Regions from separate parts of the Homo sapiens genome. Here region 2 is linked to region 1. A link is an interaction called in ENCODE POLR2A ChIA-PET data of the cell type or tissue named here. Cell type or tissue: OCI-LY7. All regions are shown on one strand. Each heading gives the region's core, and the rest is flanking DNA. Links, peaks and the distances in the headings are about the cores only.

What was found. Peaks named below come from ENCODE experiments on the same cell type or tissue, not always from the same donor. Only the 100,000 strongest peaks of a DNase experiment are listed, where the experiment ranks them.
Region 2: POLR2A ChIA-PET joins it to region 1 with 7 read pairs; 2 of 35 experiments call an interaction of 5 or more read pairs at or near these places.

Annotation. Positions count from the first base shown.
Region 1 is chr12:12,018,843-12,025,349 of GRCh38, forward strand. No RefSeq gene overlaps it. Among named protein-coding and RNA genes, the nearest start is that of BCL2L14, 49 kb to the right of the region's middle. RefSeq lists an enhancer at 5,221-5,270. In OCI-LY7, for the core only: no CTCF peak of the experiment used is centred there; DNase peaks (open chromatin) are centred at 3,149, 4,653 and 5,389; H3K4me3 peaks cover 2,487 bases; H3K27ac peaks cover 4,121 bases.
Region 2 is chr12:12,137,828-12,144,334 of GRCh38, forward strand. It overlaps LRP6 (LDL receptor related protein 6), which reads right to left. Exons shown (of 23, transcript NM_002336.3): 16 at 498-707. Among named protein-coding and RNA genes, the nearest start is that of MIR1244-4, 29 kb to the left of the region's middle. In OCI-LY7, for the core only: no CTCF peak of the experiment used is centred there; no DNase peak of the experiment used is centred there.

The sequences.
Region 1 (6,507 bases), core at 1,034-6,033:
TTAATCTCTTCTGACTATGGTTTCCTTATCTGGAACACACAAATGGTTGGACTTCAATAATATTCCATACAAGTTTTATAGAAAAATAAGATTTGTTTGGAACTTTAAAGCGATCAAGTATTTTCACTTAATTATTACAAAAAGTATGTGATATAAGTAGTAATATTAGATAATATTAGGAACTGAGGCTCAGAGAGCCTGGGAAATGCATTCCAGATTACCTGGATAAGAGGTAGCCCACCCAAACTCGATCTCATTCCTCTGACAGCCAACACTGCACACAGACACCTGAGCAAGTTGCTACAACTGGGATCCCACAGCAGAGTCCCACAGCTGTTCCTCAGTTAGCATTCATGTCCCTTTGATTCACCAGTTTAACACAATAAATTCCGTTCATTCTAGGCTGAGAGACTAACGTGAATACGCTCAATGTCCAGGAGAAAACTAGGGTCTGTCCTGAGCAAAGTTGGTGAGTGAGCGCCATTTACCTTCCCTGAGCCCCCCAACCTTCTGTGCACAATTCTATGTCCTATACCTTTGCCTTTGCAATCTAACATTCTTCCTTGTCTTTTTTTTTTTTTTTTTTTTTTTTTCTGTTAGAGTCAGGGTCTCTTGTTCCGTCACCAAGGCTGGAGTGCAGTGGCACAATCATGGCTTACTGCAGCCTCATACTCCTGGGCTCAAGCGATCCTCTTGCCTCAGCCTCCCAAGTTGAGGACTACAGGCATGAGCCACTGCATCTGGCACCTTTCTTGTCTTAATACTGTTCTAGTCCATCCAAAACAACAACAACAACAGCAACAACATTTCAATCAAAGAAACATACAATACTGCCTCCCCACCTCCTGCAATAAAACAAGTGCTGACACCCACCTTCCACAAAAGAGGAGAAAGGGACCCTTTCACCCGACATGAGGGTTTCTTTCACTTTTTTCTTTCTTTTTTTTTTTTTTTGGTGGGGTGACAGGCTCTCACTCTGTCGCCCAGGCTGGAGTGCAGTGGTAAAATCACAGCTCACTGTAGCCTCAACCTTCTGGGTCAAGCGATCCTCCCTGAGCCTCGGCCTCCTGAGTAGCCAGGACTGCAGGAGCACACCACCACCATTCATTAGCGGCCCTGCCTGACTAATTTTTTTATTTTTTATAGAGATATGGTCTCATTATGTTGCTCAGGCTGAACTCAAACTCCTGGATTCAAGCAATCCACTCGCCTCAGCCTCCCAAAGTGCTGGGATTATAGGTATGAGTCACCGCGCCTGGCCTATTTCACATAGTTCTCGCCCTTAGTCCTATGCTGCCCTGTCTACCTTGGGGCAGAATTTTTCCATCTGCCCCAAGCGCTGTATTCTTATAACCATCCTGTCTCTTTATTTATTGTATGTCCTGGATGCCAGCGAGGCCCCCCTCTACACACACACTCAAGAAGGTTAAGGCAAGAGGAAGAAACAAAAAGAGGGACAATTTACTGCCCTTTACATAGCACTTTGTCATAACAATACCCTTCCAAAGCCCTCACTGAACGGTGAGAACAATCCAATGAAGTAGGTTTTGTTATGTCTGTTTTTACAGAAAAGGACACTGAGGCTCAAAGACTTTGTAGGTCATTCACCTCGTAAGTAGAAGAGCCAGAATGGGAATCCATGTTCATCTGACTCCAAAGGCAATGGAATGGCCAGGCCCCTCCCTAGGAAATTATCTAATAGGACTCTTCAAGGATATTTGCCTTTTAACAGGAGTGTCTTGAAGCCAGGGTCTCACAAACCAGGCAACAGAGCTCGAAGCGGTCATACCCAATACCTGCTGATGCAATCATATGGACCCAATGGGTTTGAAGCGGGGTGATCTCTTACTGCACCAATTAAATAGTCATCAGTTCTACCAACCATAAAACCAACCATAAATGTAAACAAAGAATTCCTGATCCCACGGGTCTGGACACTAAAAGTGTCCCCAAACTTAGAGAAGTTCTGGAAAAGAACATATCAAAATTTTGGCTTTGCTCCAGATGCTATAGGAAACTGTACGTCACAAGAGTTCTCCATTATTGCCCAGACAATGGAAATAGCAACCACGCAGCACCTTCTAAAATCCCTTGCAGTCTGAGACGTGTGGTGGAGACCCTGGTTTTCATTCATTATGCATGAACCCAAAGTACAGACTTGCAGACCTTCCTAGAAATGAGTAGTAAGTTCAGACCATCAGAATATTCAGAAACCTGATGTATTTCAGAGACTTTAGCAGTAAAAAGGGGTCAGAACACTAGAATAGCTGTCTGGTGAAATCTAGGAGCTTTGTTCATAAAGACATTATGATTCAGTTAATGAGATTTGGCAAGGTATTAACCATCTTGGTAGACCAATAATGGTTGGCTGCTATGGAGTTTAGACTGGGAAATAGAAAACTGAACTGTTATCAGAAAAGTTTGAGATACTTTCCTATACTTTTTGTATAAGATGAAAGCCTGCAAAAGATGAGGCTCAAAAGATATGGAGACAACCTAAATGTCCATCAATGGATGAATGGATAAAGAAAATGTAAAATATATATATATATATATATATATATACACACACACACACACATATATACAATGGAGTATTATTCAGCGTTAAAGGGCCGGGGGCAGGATCCTGTCATTTGCAACATGGATGAACCTGGAGGACATTATGCTAAGTGAAATAAGCCTGATTCAGAAAGACAAATACTGCATGATCTGACTTATGCAAAAAATCTAAAATAATCAAACTCACAGAAGCAGAGAGCAGAACAGTGGTTGCCAGGGGGTAATAGGGAGGGAAAATGGGGAGATGTTGGTCAAAAGGTAAAAAGTTTTAGTTATGCAAGATGAATAATTTCTGGAGGTCTATCGTACAGCACGGTGACTATAGTTAATAATACTGTATTGTACACTTGAAACTTGCTAAGAGGTAAGATCTTAAGTACTCCCATCACAAAATAAGAGAAAATGACTACTATGTGAGGTGATAGAGATGTTAATAGCTTGACTGTGTGATCATTTAATCATGTATACATATCTCAAAACATCGGTTGTACACCTTAACTACATACAATTTCTATTTGTCAATTATACTCCAATAAGAGTTGGGGGAAATGGAAAAAGATGAGCTTCCATAAATCATCTGAGCATATCAGGAAGTGAAACATGCAGGTGTTGAGAATAAAAACATAATTATCTGCTGGGCGAGGTGGCTCACGTCTTGAATCCTAGCACTTTGGGAGGCCGAGGCAGGTAGATCACCTGAGGTTAGGAGTTTGAGACCATCCTGGGCAACATGGTGAAACCCTGTCTCTACTAAAAATACAAAAATTAGCCGGGCGTGGTGGCATGTGCCTGTAGTCCCAGCTACTTGGGAGGCTGAGGCAGGAGAATCGCTTGAACCTGGGAGGTGGATGTTGCAGTGAGCCAAGATTACACCACTGCACTCCAGCCTGGGCGACAGAGCGAGACAGAGAGAAAAATAATACTAATAAAATAAAATTAATAATAAAATAAAACCGTAATTACCTAGTGTGTGGCCTTTCCTGGAGAAAGGCTCTGCACACTGCCCAAGAGCAGGCCTTAATGCCATGAGCTGAACCAGCGGGGCTGGACTCAAGGGTTCAAGGGTGCGGAGTGAGAGGAGAAACAACAAAGGGAAACTGGGGACAGCTGCTCTGGTGAACTCAAGGAAGCCACCTGAGATGGGGAGGGAAGGAAAAGGGGGTTAGTAGAGCTTCAGGGAAACGCAGAGGAGAAGACTGATTTCACCCGGTGATAGAAACAAAGGAAAAGGGAAAACAGAAGCCACGTTGTGGTGGTCAGTGCTGCAAGAAGGACTCTAGGAGAGATAGCTTCTAATGAGAAGAGGAACCGGGGCCAGCAAGACTGGCTCCAGGAGGAAAGTTCTGTGAGGTCCATGAAAGAGGAAGTAGGGAGGAATCGCTGTTGAAATTCTCATTGTGAATGGATGGATCCCAAGTCCTGGAGGAATGGGCAGAAAACAGAAAGCAAAGAAAAAGAAATGTAAAAGAAGGCTTCAAAGCCTAATTAAAGTCATATAAAGAGGATAAAGAGTAATTCAAAGAAGCAATGTGAGAAAAGAAACACTAAAAAGAAGACAAGAGGACCCTAGGGAAGGAAAAACTGGGTGTACATTTGTGTAAGAAATCTAGGTATTACCTGTTTGAAGCAGTTTATTCACCAGGAACTAGGAAAGGAACTGGCTCTGTGGATTTCCTTACCAGACAATTTTCAGAGTGAGATTTTTGTTTACAGTTTATTATAAGAACCTTCCAAAGACTTATGGGATCTGGATCTGATGATACATAACAATGCTTATGACCTAAAAAAGCAAAACGATTCACTTCATGGAAATGCATGTTCCCCGAAAGAAATCCATAGAGCCCCCTAATGAAATTTTCAAGAGAAAAGCTATGTACAAACATATGATCCGCTTCCTAAACGCCACAAGAAAGGTACAGGTGGAAGGAGTAGAGGAAGATTTCCACGGATTCTTGAGAAAAAAATGAAATGGGAAATCTAAGACGAGTGCCCAACAAACCAAATAATGCAGGTTTCAAGAGCACAGAACTGAATGGGGTTTATTTAAACACACATACCAGCTGCTGCCACATGGCTACCAAATGGAAACTGAGCCAGGAGGGTGGCCCAGTTTCTAGGTACAAGAAAGAACAGAGGTTGTGACGCAACAGGAATGATGTTTCCATTTGTATTTTATGAAGTTAACAGCCAAAATTCACCTCTGAAAACCTAAGTTTGGCAGTGGTATAAAGAAGGGAGGAAATTCCTGATGGAACAAGAAGGGATTAAAAACAAAAGAGGGGAGATCAGCGGGAGGGCAGGCCTCTGATCTTCCCTGGCTGGCAGTGGTGGACAAGTAGGAAAATGATGTGAGCAGATGCTCAAGGAAAGTGGCCCTGAAATCAAAGGCTTTGAAGAGATAAGCAGAGTCCCTCAAGCAAAGCAATAAACAGAGAAACCAGGATGAATACATTGGAATCGAAATGATGAAATGTAAAGTACCACAGAGAGGTTTCTAGAAAAGCATCCAGAGATGGAAATGGGGAAAAGAGAAAGATACAGCAGAAATAAATTGCATACGAGATTCTAGTGTGTGCTAGAAATGTAGGGAGGAAAGAGTGATGATAAAATTAAAAGAAAGAAGTGGATAGATCTTAGTGGCATGATTGAAATGGATAATGAAAGGGATCTTTATGAAACTGTTGCCAGGAGAAGGAAAGATATAGAAAGCGAAAAAAAGGCTGTAGGTTAATTCCAGTATGACAAGAATAACAAAGAAATGCATGAATTCTCAGCCAACAGCCCGTATCAAGAGACAAGCATGTTCTGGCTGTGTGTGAAGGGCACACCATGCCAGGGGCTCTCCCTGCCAACGCCTGCAGACTTTTGCTCCTCACCTGGACCTCACAGCGCACCTGTTTTCAATGACACATGGCGGAAAAGGGTCAAAAGATGAATAAGGCCAGGCGCAGTGGCTCACGCCTGTAATCCCAACACTTTGGGAGGCCAAGGCGAGTGAATCACTTGTGGCCAGAAGTTTGAGACCAGCCTGGCCAAAATAGCAAAACCCTGTCTCTGCTAAAGATACACAAAATTAGCCAGGTATCGTGGCACACACCTGTATAATACCAGCTACTGAGGCTGAGGCACGAGAATCACTTGAACCTGGGAGGCAGAGGTTGCAGTGAGCTGAGATCGCACCACTGCACTCCAGCCTGGGTGAAAGAAGTGAGACTCTGTCTCAAAAAAAAAAAAAAAAAGGATAAAATGATACTCATTTCTTCCTTGGTCCCATCGACAAACATTTATCAAGAGATGTCTACGTGCCAAGCACGGTGCTTGATACTGAGAAAATACAATAATTGATAAGCAACATAGATATTCTGACAAAAATGGAAGCAAAAAGGGGAGGAGGTCTAAAATATAGAATTTTCCAGATAAGACAGAGCAAAGTTCAAAGCCGTGAAAATGAGAGTCAATGTGAAATATGACAGAAATGGGGACACCAAGGTGGACACAAGATGACCGTATATTCTCCTCGAAGGGGAACAAGATAGGAAAGGAAAGTGGGAAACAAAAAGTGGAAGTAACGTCAAGAGCCCCTAATGGGGCTCTAATAGGCTCTAACCTGAGTCCTAGCCCTTACTCAGCTGGTTCCCAGATGATCTTGAGCAAAGTGCTTCTGTGCTCTGAGCCTCAGTTCCCTTAACTATAAAATAAACTAATGATGTCTGGTCTAACTTGTGGTTGTCACCACGACACAGTAAGGGGTATTGGTTGTGCCCTCCTGCCATAAACAACAATAAAACTGGACGAATTATATGAAACTGTTTTCAGGTGCAACGCTACAGATGGTGCAGGGATGTGATGCTTGAGAGAAGAAACACAAGAGGTGAAACCCACATTTACTCTGGCCTCCTGCCTGGGGCTTTCCAACCACAGCACGCGGAAGTGGAGCCCAAACTG
Region 2 (6,507 bases), core at 625-5,624, 120 kb after region 1:
AATTTGGAAAAGCTCCCGGGTAAGGTTGACATAAGGCTTTAAAAGCATGAAGAGGCTGGGTGTGGTGGATCACACCTGTAATCCCAGCACTTTGGGAGGCCAAGGTGGGCAGATCACTTCAAGTCAGAAGTTCGAGATCAGCCTGGACAACATGGTGAAACCCTGCTTCTACTAAAAATTAAAAAAAAAAAAAATTAGCGAGGCATGGTGGCATGCACCTGTAATCCCAGCTACTCTGGAGGCTGAGGCATGAGAATCACTTGAACCCGGGAGGCAGAGGCTGCAGTGAGCCAAGATCGTGACACTGCACTCCAGCCTGGGCGACAGAGTGAGACTCCGTCTCCAAAAAAAAAAAAGCATGGAGAGTTCAAAAAAATGGCAAAACTAAAAGTGCATGAAAGTCTTCAAGGAAACAGAGTTTAAAAATCCACAAAAGTACATATTAATTTATTATAACACATGATTCCTCCAATTAGCTTTATCCCATTAACACTTACTGTATTCTTGAAGGTTCAGCTCCTTTACTGCATGAATGTCACTAAGCTGGGCAATTCGAGCTTGGACTTTGGTTCTACCCTCTCGACCTGTCATGTCAATTTTTTCAATCATTTGCTGCTGTTTATCAATCCAATAGAGCCAGTTTTCAAACACAGTAAGTCCCACAGGCTGCAAGATATTGGAGTCTTCTAATACTATCCGGTTAGCACCTTGGAAAAGGAGAAAATTCAACAGAAATGACTCATGTGGGTCAAGTTATACTTTTGGTAATTATTTACTGACTACCAGTTAGATTCTACAGGTAGAGAAAAGAAAAAAAAAACAAGATCTCTACCACAAAACTTAAAAATCATGGTAAGACATACACTAGAAAACAGCCAATAAACTAGATATTAATATGCAATCAAGAGCAAGTAAGTGCCCAATGTGCAGTAAATATTCTAGTTCATAGAAATGTAGAAAAGAACTTAGAACAGTAGTTTGAAAAACCCTAACTTATATATACAACAGATAAAAATGGCACTTCTCTGGAGGAGCAGTGGTGGTGGACCCAGAGTTCTGAGTATACCTGAGGCATTTATGAAGAACAGCTTCACTCTCACCCCACCTGGCTTCTCAGAACACAATTAGAAAAAATGACTGACTCACCCCAAGGTAAGAATTATTTCTAATCATCTCAGACATAGAGTCATCCAGACTCTGAGGAGGCAACTTCTGCTATTGTTGCACAGTGAGAAAGTTCTTTTATACAGTGGGCTAAAATCTGTGTTCATACCCCCCACCCTGCTTTATTCAGTTTCTCCCTCACTCAAAAAGAAAAAATATACTCATTCCTTCTTTTTCATAACAGTCCTTCAAATATTTATAGAAAGTTCACGGTTCCTAAGTCATGAGTTCAGTCAAACAAAGACATTAGCTGATATTTTGGAAGTATCAAGGAAAGTTTCAGGAAAGAGGCAAGCAAAATGCCAACTTTTTAATAAATGAAGAAAAGTGGGGAGATATTCCAGATGGGAAGGCATTGCCTGAGTCAACATTCAGATGGTAGGCTAAGCACAAGTTTACTTATATATTCTCTCCTAAAACTCTACTAATATGGTGATTGAAAAAATTTTAGGCCGGGTGCAGTGGCACACACCTGTAATCTCAGTAATCTGGGAGGCTGAGGCAGGAGGATCACGTGAGCCTAGGAGTTCGACATCAGCCTGGGCAACATGGCAAAATGCCATCTCTACAAAAAATATAAAAATTAGCCAGGCATGGTGGCATGCGCCTGTAGTCCAGGTACTCAGGAGGCTGAGATGGGAGAATTCCTTGAGCCAGGGAGGTCAAGGCTGTAGTGAGCCAAGTTCACACTGCACTGCAGCCTGGGTGACAGAGTGAGACCCTGTCTCAGGAAAAAAAAAAGAAAGAAAGAAAAAGAAAATAATTTTGAAGGTATAAACCCATAAGGACAAAGAAGGCAGAAGAACAGAAGAGAGCAGGAAAGTGATATAAATTTTGGAAGCTGGAGAATAGATAGACCAGGGATAATGACACAGTAGCCCAGAGAAAGCTAAAGGCCTACAGCCAGTGAAGCTAACAATGAAATTAATTAGCTCAGAAAGTGGAAGCACCAGGTATTTTAGAATGGAACAAAGGTAGGAGTTATGTGGCTGGGGCTGAAAGAGGAGTACTAATTGAAAATATGTGTAAGAAATTACACAGCAATGTTCTCAGTATTTTTAAGCCTCATACTAAATACAAACAGCTAAGGATCACCAAATATTTAAAGAAAACCTCTATCTTTAAATTTGAAGCCCAAGACAAACACAACAAAGGAACTTGGAGAAAAAGACACAAAAGCAGAAGAAAACAAATAAATACCAATTAAAAAAAAAACAAAAAACCTAAAGAATAGGCTGTCTTCAGAGGGGCAGAGCATTTGGAGAACAAAAAAGAGCCCTTGGAAATTAAAAACATGATATCCAAAAATTTCAAAGAAAAATGCAACAAGAGGGTTGGGAGACAAATTTGAGAAGCTCTCCTCAGAAAGTATAACAAAAACACAAAGAGATGGATAATAGGTGAGAAAAATACAGCTACAGTCAAGAAGGTTCAGCATAAAAATAAAAAGCTCCAAAATAGGAAAATGAAAAATAAATTATCAAAGAAACAACACAAGAAAACATTCCAGAATTTAAGGTGTAGACTTCTAGACAGAAAGGATCAACCTAGTAACCAGTTCAATGAGAAGGAAGGGAAGGGGAAGGGAAAGCACGAGCATAGATTTTAAAAATCTTTTTTTTTTTTTTTTGAGACGGAGTTTTGCTCTTTCGCCCAGGCTAGAGTGCAGTGGCTCAATCTCGCCTCACTGCAACCTTCACCTTCCGGTTTCACGTGATTCTCCTGCCTCAGACTCCTGAGTAGCTGGGATTACTCGCACCCGTCACCATGCCAGGCTAATTTTTGTATTTTTAGTAGATATGGGGTTTCACCATGGTGGCCAGGCTGGCCTTGAACTCCTGACCTCATGATCTGCCCGCCTCAGCCTCCAAAAGTGCTGGGATTACAGGCGTGAGCCACTGCACCTGGCCAATTAAAAAAATAAATCTTAAAACAAAACATTAGCATATCAAATCCAGCAATAAATAAAAAGAATGTACCATGCTAAATTTTATTTATTCCAGCAAACTGAGAAAAGAAGTTAAATTCCTTAATTTGACAAAGGTTATCTACAGAAAAACCTTAGCAAAGAATACTTAATCACAAAGTATTGAATGCTTCCCCCAAGCTCAAGGGGAAAAGGACTAGAAAGGAAGAAGAAGGGAAAGAAGGGGAAGGAGAAGGGGAAAAGAAGGGAATGATGAGAAAGGGGAAGAGGAAAGGGCTGGGGGAGGGAGAGTGGAGAGAAAGAAAAAAGGAAAGAAGGGAGGAATCAAACAAAGGCACAGTATCAAATTCTAGGACATTGAGGGGAAAGAACATGTTAAAAGCTTCTGGAGGAAAAAGGAAAAGGACAGCATACAAAGACTGAAATCACAGTCACATCAAACTTCCCAATGACACAAGATGCTCAAAGACAATGGAGTTCTATTTTCGAAATTCTGAGAGAAAACAGCTATAAAACATGAAAGCAAATTATCAACCAAGTGTGAGGAGGAAAAAAAATTCAAACAAGATCAAGAATTTTAACCTTTTATGATGAGCCCCTTTCAAGAAGCTGCTAGAAAATGGTCTCTCTTAAGAAAACCAGAAGAAATGGAGTCCAGGAAATAGCAGGTTCAGCATCTGTATACTCCCAGGACAATGGAGAAATGAAGTTAGCCTAGAAACCAAGCAAATCCAGACTGCAGCAAGATGATGAAGAAACCCAGAGATGTGATTTTAATTATGAAGACAAATAGATGGACTGCTTGATGCATATCCATTTATTGAAACAATATTTACATTACACAAGTATTAACTCTGCAGGGAGGAAAAAAGTTTTAGAAAGAAATGTACCTAACAGTAATATGTTCATAGCCATAAATAATAAGTAATTAAGTCTAGACTTAAAAAAATTATGGCACTAGTCACAGGTGGGTCCTTTCTATCTGCAAACTTGTGCCTCGAATTCTGGAAAGTTCATAACTATGCTGGGGAGGATGGAAAGAAAATTCACACGTGTATTTTGGCGACATATGGTTTAAGATAGCAAAATCTTTATCTTCCAAAGGAAGTCAATGTTTAACGTCTAAAAGAGAAAAATCAAGAAATAGCATTTTTAAGCAAGTTTATTTTAAAATAAGTGAAAATAGTTGTGAATGCTTCTAAGCATGGGAACTGAGAGCAGCAGAGTAGAGCAGTAGGCTTGTTTTTTGTTACAAGCCAGGTAGAACAGTTTGATATCCATAATATTTACATGTATTACTTTAATGAAAATTAAAATTAAACAATAAAGAAGAATGATTTTTAAAGATTAGCTGGCGGTAATGAAAGGATGGTCTGAGGTAGACAACTGGGTAAAAAAGGAAGTCAATAGTGTCACTGCAGGCCCCCAGATATGGTAAGGACCTGATCTACTTTGATGCTGGTGAAAAATAAGTAAGCTACTGGAACCAACAAGGAAAAGATATGCTTATTTATTCAACAAACTAAGCATGCACTGGATGCAATTCGCTATAAAAGGCTATGTGGGTGGCTACAAATACGAAATAGAAAAAGGTCCCAGGATGAAAGCATAATTATCTGTGAATACGTAAGAAAAAAAAAATCAACTTGACAGTAACCTTTTTCAGAGAATAGAAAAAGAACAAACATTTCTTTTTATGTGGCCAACAAAGCCTTGATGGCAAAACACCAACAAATACCTGACAAGAAAAGAAAATTATAAGGTAATCCTTCTCATGAGCGTAGATTAAAAAAAATCTCAAAACATTAGCAAATCAAATCCAGCAATAAAAAAAAGAATAATATATCATGCTAGATTTTATTTATCCCAGTAAACTGGGGAAAGTAAGTAAATTCCTTAATTTGACAAAGGTTATCTACAGAAAAACCTTAGCAAAGAATACTTAATCACAAAAGTACTGAATGCTTCTCCAAGACCTAGAAAACAACAACAACAAAAAAGGATTCTATTATCATCCTATTCAACACTGTACTGGGGGACCCCAGCCAGTATAAGGAAAGAAAAAAACACAACTCTCATTATTTGAAGAAACATGATTCTATAACATAAAAAATCCTAAAGATAAGTATACTTAGCATGGTCCTGTGGTACAAGCTAATATGCTAGAAGGAGAAAAAAAGAAATTGTATTTCCATATTCCAGGCACAATTAGAAAATAAAACATTAAGTTTAGAATAGTCTTTACCACTAGCGTTTAAAAGCACCAAATAAGAAGGAATAACAACTCTAATGAAAGATAGGCAAGACCTCTATGCTGAAAATTATAAAACATTAAGAGAAATTAAAGATCTAAATAAACAGGGAGATTTACCATGATCATGGTTTAGAAGATTAATATTATAAAGATAATAATTCTCTCTAAACTATCAATTTAATGCAAACCCAATGAACATCTTAGTATGTGATTTTTTTTGGAAGGGGAAACTCACAAGCTGATTCTACAATGTACATGGAAATTGCGGTAGTTAACAATAGCCAAGGTAATCCTGAAAAAATACTGAAGACACAGATGAATCTATTGCAGTTATAATAATTGACAGTATAATATAAGTAAAGGCAAAGTGACCAAGGGAACATCAGAGTCTAGAAACAAACACACACAAATACAGTCACCTCATTTATGACCAAGGTGATACTACAGAGTAGTAGGGAAAGGACAGTCTTTCCAGTAAATGATGCTGAATCCAACAGTAATGTGGAAAAAAATGCATTTTAACCCCTGCCTCACACTACACACCAAAATCAATTCCAGATGGATTACAGATCCCAATAAGAAAAGTTAAATGAAGAAATTTCAGGGAAAAAACTAAAGTATCTTTTTGTACCTTTGCAGAAGACAAACATTTCTTTCTTTTTTCTTATTGCTATACATTTATGTGGTACAAGTTTTTTTAACATGGATATATACTATGTATCTATGATGTGTACAAGTGTGAAGTGTGAGCTTTTAGTGTAAAACCATAGTGTACGTTGTACGCATTAAGTAATTTCTCATCCCTCAACTCCCATGAAGATTTCTTAAACAACATAAAAGATGTTAACCGTAAAAAGAAAATTAATAAACTGTACTACATTAAAATTAGGACCTTTCTTTTCATCTAAAGATACTACTGGGAGAATAAAAAAGGTAAATCACAAACTGGGAGATTTATGCAGTATATATCTTGACAAAGGATTCATATCTAGAATGTACAAAGAATTCCTATACAACAATAAACTTTCAAGTTACCAGTTTTGGGTTATTTTTTGAGACAGGGTCTCGGCTTTATTGGCCAGGCTGGAGTGCAGTGGTGCAATCATGATCATGGCTCATTGCAGCAGTGGGACAAAATTAATTGTAATGAATGAAACATTTT